2 separate regions of the Homo sapiens genome follow, and region 1 is linked to region 2. Evidence: chromatin loops called from intact Hi-C (ENCODE). Cell type or tissue: Calu3. All regions are shown on one strand.

What was found. Peaks named below come from ENCODE experiments on the same cell type or tissue, not always from the same donor. Only the 100,000 strongest peaks of a DNase experiment are listed, where the experiment ranks them.
Region 1: a loop joins it to region 2, with 2.0 times the contacts of the local background. A loop is called at or near these places in 2 of 110 quality-filtered maps.

Annotation. Positions count from the first base shown.
Region 1 is chr7:20,439,503-20,442,002 of GRCh38, reverse strand. No RefSeq gene overlaps it. Among named protein-coding and RNA genes, the nearest start is that of ITGB8-AS1, 110 kb to the right of the region's middle. In Calu3, CTCF peaks have their summits at 913 and 1,115 (motif pointing right); a DNase peak (open chromatin) is centred at 1,102.
Region 2 is chr7:20,560,316-20,562,815 of GRCh38, reverse strand. No RefSeq gene overlaps it. Among named protein-coding and RNA genes, the nearest start is that of ABCB5, 54 kb to the left of the region's middle. RefSeq lists enhancers at 1,916-2,210, 2,113-2,500. In Calu3, no CTCF peak of the experiment used is centred here; DNase peaks (open chromatin) are centred at 115, 637 and 1,065.

The DNA of each region.
Region 1 (2,500 bases), 120 kb after region 2:
GAAGCAAAACATACTAATCATTCTGAAAACAATATTGTGCCTCGCGGTATAGAACAGAACAAAGGTAGGAACAGCAAGTGTAGGCAAGACTATAAAGAGGATATCCATGGAAGGTTTATTATTAACACTTATCTTTTGAGATTTTTAGCTTGAGGTCTCCGATCTCTTCACATTGGTACTTTGGGTGCTCTTCTGGGTTGACGGGTAATCCCGTCAGCTTCTCAGGCCTTTATTTGGGTATAGTGAATCCAAGAATCTACTTTAGTGAACTTTACTGCCATAGGAGTAGAAAGTGCAGTGTAAGGTCCCTCCCAGTCTACGCCAGAGAGGGAGAAAAGGAAAAAGTGTTTTCATCAGTACCAGGTCCCCTGGGTTGAACAGAGGTGGCCCTAGTTCATGCGACTGGGCCTCCAACAGTTGTTTCAATTCCTGTTGGAAGTGAGCCAAAGAGGTTATAATGTTTAATTAAGTCGGAGTTCTCTTGGTCTAGCAAGAGATCATTGGTGAGAAACAGCTGTCCATACATCATCTCAAAGGGACTCAAACCTAGCTTTGAAAGGGTGGTGAAGATAGCTTGCCGCCCATTCTGAAAGACAGGGAATGGGGGGTCCTTCAATTCCCTTCCTTCTTTCAGCAATAACCCAGGGTATGAGGGAGAGAGAAAGCAGGCATCTCCTTTCTCTTCTGTCTTTGTATCCCCAAGTCCCAGCAACCTTGGCGGGTGCCACCCGTGCGTGCCAATGTGGCTTGCACCCATGAATCAGGGAGGGCCTAGAGAATAGGAATTATCCACACTCACCTATGCCTCTACCTCCCCTACTATTGACAACCTTCGAGTCCCTGGGCCTCATTTATGCCTTGGAGCCTGACCTCCTTCCATGAAGCAGTGGTTTAATCGGCAGGAATTAGTCCCACCCACTTACACTGTGTCTTTTGCCTGGCTTTGGAGCCCTCAGATCTGGTTTTCCTTTCTAGGGCTTCAATCTGAAGGTTGGAATCTAGTTTGAGACAAAAAGTTATTTCAGGAGCTGCGCGGATTCATTTAGATTAAGTCCTAGATGGGTCTTGCCAAATTTGCAGTTCTCAGCCAGCAGGGGTCGCTCCTCTGTTGCCTCCCAATCATAAGCAGAGTGCTGAGGTGGGAAGGGGATCCTCTCACTTGGAAAAGAAAAGAAAAGAAAAGAAAAGAAAAGAAAAGAAAAGAAAAGAAAAGAAAAGAAAAGAAAAGAAAAGAAAAAAAAAACAGCTTAAAGTGCATAAGGAAGGAGACCGGGGGAAAGACCTTCTTGCTCTATGGAAATGGGTTCCTTTAATCAGTGTATCCCTCACCTGATAAGGACCCCTCAGTCATGGGAGGAAAGGCTTCGCAGGCGCTGGTGTGCTAACATATCTGCAGTTTAACATTGTTAAAGAAGAGATAGGAGCAGTTTGAAGCCGTGAAAGAAGAAAAGATACAAAGATACCACAGCAAAGTCTGAGGGTCTTGGCCGATGCCTGTTAGGGTGGTCGGGGACAGAGTTCAGTCTTGGGACCTTCCAACAACACTGAGGAGTAGCCTCAGCCAGATTCCTTCGGTTCCTCAGCACCATATTCTGGTCCTAGTCAACAGCTAGACCTCTGTGAAGGGAAACAGAGCCACAAAACCAACGTTCCTTTCACCCAAAAGAGAGACATTTCCATATGAGCTCACTTGTCTGACATAACCTGGGTGAGCCAGCAGATGAGACGGGTTAGTTCCCTTGACCCCTTTGTGGGCAGCACCTGGAGTGGCTTATTCCACTCAGCCTGTCGCTGGCCACTCCTTGCGGGAGGGAGTGTGTGAGTGAGCAACTGTAGGAACCAGAGCGAACAAATGCTGGAACTGGCTGGTCACTCCTCTCTGGAGGGAGCAGGCTCTATGCGGGCACTGCAGCAGCAGCATCCAAGCGTCTTACAACCAATGCTCTTTCAGCTCTGCCATCCAGGGACAGCTAAGTGCCAATCAGCTCAGTAGAGGGTCAAGGGGGCAGCCCCTGCCCTCTAGACACCTGGGCTCTTGTCCAGCATCCAGGAAGAATCAGTCACACTCACTGTTGAAAGGTGATGAATGTGGAAGACATCATTGAGCAGTGGCTGGCTCTCAGTGGAAAGAGAGGCTGGAAAAGGGATGGGAAGGTAATCTTTCCCTGAAGCCTGGCTGTCTCTGGCCAGGCTCCTCTGCGAAGACACACTATCTGAGGTTAGCCATGCCTATCTGTAGTCTCCAACACTCAGTTGCTTCTCTGCTTGTCGCTCAGCCACTTGTATTACTCTGCTAGCTGAAGTCTTTAATGAGCACAGGATAGCGGCAGGTTGGGCCAAAAAGGCAATATTTGGGCGGAAAAACGGGATTAGCCGTTTTCACTTAGGGCTGCAGTTCCAGGCTTAAGGGTGAGGTTTGGCTGGAAGCCCAGCCCTTCTGTATCACTAGCCCCCTTTTATTTTTCCTGGAAGATAAGAAACCCAGCTAAAGAAGCTCAGA
Region 2 (2,500 bases):
TCGTCTAATTCCTGGGCCTTGGATGATGAATACCCACTAGCTGGGGCATGCTTGTCTCATCATGAAGAGAGGTCAACAAAAGCACGTAAGACACTCACATTCCACTGTCCAAAGTGGGTCACAAGGCCAAGCCCCAATCAATGGGGCAAGGAAGTAAATTCTGCCTCCAGGAAAGCACAGCAAGGTTTGGGCAGGAATGAATAATCATGAGCAATAATTCAACCTACTGCAAGAACCGATTGTGCCCTTTCATTTATACATATATCTTATTCGTTCTGTCCCTCCAGAGAACTCTGACTAATACACACTATCTTGGAAACACTGTGGAGCTTTTCTGTGAAATCTCATAAAAATCTCAGCACGATAATTCATACTAGACATAAATCATTTCTAAGTCAGAGAATTTTAGAATATTATATTTTGAGGCCTCAAATAGATTAAAAGAGTTCATTAAATATATTAAAAATCTGTTAAAGATTAAAGGATCTATTATATTGAAAGAATATTATATTTTGAGTACTCAGAGTAAAAAGGTTGAATTGGGGTTTGGGGTCCCAAAGTCCTGCCTGCTGACTGCTTCCTGTCCACCTTCCTGCTCTCCACTTCTTACCACATTTTCTGGCAATCCCTAAAAGGATTCCACAGAGCATAGTTTGAAAATCACCAGTACAGCACTCTCAATGAAGGCTCCACAGAGGGTAAGGGGTGTTAGGTTACAAAAACATGTAAAACATTTTGTGTGGGTTGAACAAAGTTAAGCAGAACTGCAGGAATTCTCAGAAACTTTACTATGTTAATAATGTTCCTTGTGAACCTCCAAGAAGGGGATGTATATCTCAGAATTGCTCAAAATTTTAATGAAACAGTTTAGTGCTTTGAAACACATCTAAGAAAAACCTGCATTAGACAGTGCTTTTTTATTTATAAAATTATATTTAGGGCAGAGGCTCAAGATAGGACAGTTGGCTGAGTTTTTCTCATTTAGTTAGTTAGAAAGACCAGATCAAAATTCAGGTCTTCCGTCCCTCCTCCAGGAGTCTTTGGCCATGTTGTTGAGTTTGTTTCCATGACCTGGACATACTTTGGCAATGACGTAGTCATTCATGGGGTATTTTAACCTTTGAGAACAATAGTCCTGGTCAATGCCTCTGTTAGGATTCAATATGAAGGAAATTGAGTGACCATGAGTAACTAGTTTCACAAACAAAGTGAATGAAGGATTGATTGTATGATCTGAAGCAACTGTTGGAACAAACAGCAACATTAGAAAATACTCAGGAAATTTTTTTTCTCTTCAATGACTTTAAGGCTTCATTCATGAAAGCGATAATGGATGTCGAAATCTGTAATTTTCCACAGTACACAAACTCTGCCTTTTACTTTTCTTTTTTTCACAAGTAAATGATTTCTGTAATCTGTTTAATTTATGTCGTAGGTTACTACTTAAAACGTTTTCTAAGAGTGATGATATATCACTTAGGAGATAAATTTGGGCCCAGTTCTTGCCTAGGACTTCATAGCTGCTACACATTCAAAGGGGAATTAACTACTAATTAAAATATTCATCAATTTTCTGTGTCTCAGGAAAATTCATGGCATCAGTTGGTGGTGGGGGATAAAGTGGAGAAGAGTCTTACTCTTAAATAATTATCTGTGACATGGAAATCCAAAATTTTAAGTGGATTAACATCTTGAAAATGTATTAGTAAATGGAAAATATTCAAAAGAGTAAGAATAGAAGATGAAAGAAGTTGTTTGAAAGAAGTTGTTTCATGTCTGAAAGTATCTGTGAAATACATAAAAAAAAGAGAAAAGAACAGCAAAATGGGTCACAAGAAAGATGAATGCTTTAAAATTTAACTTAGATTGTTTCATAAATATTGAGTAAGTGCAATTTCAGATTTTTCTCCATTGTGCTTGAGGAGTAAGTGTCGGCACCCGCGGCCCATCTGAAATGGCTGCTGCAAAGACACTGTCTGCAGCTGGGGAGGTGGGGCCAGGGCTACGCAGGGCTACACGCTCCGTGGAGCCAGCGGGAGCCAGGAACAGGCAGAAGCCCCACCCCTTCCTAGTTGGAGCGGCGGGAGCCCCTCCCTCCCCGGCGCGGCTGCTGCCACTCAGCTGTGGCTGCGAACCTGGTATTCCTGTGCTCTTGGGGGCCTGGGAAGGCCCCCTGCCCCTGCAAGCTTGGAAATGCCTGCTTCCCCTGCCTGGCTTCTCCCCTTTCTGATTTCAGAGCAAAGTTGAGGCTGAGTGCTGGTGCTGTCATGACTTGGCCGGGTGTGCGCATGCTAGGGGCAGCACTGACATGCCAGTCTCTTGCTTCCTCGGCCCCTTCTGGACTTTGGGTGCAAATGAGCACAAGAGGGAGGCCAGGGGGGACTGAGGGTGGCTTGGTGTGGACCTGCAGGCACCTTGTCACAAACAGCCTGGGTGCTGGTGGCCATAGGTTGAGGGTGGGAGGCAGACAGGCTCCTGGGCAGAAAGGGTCAGGTGCCTG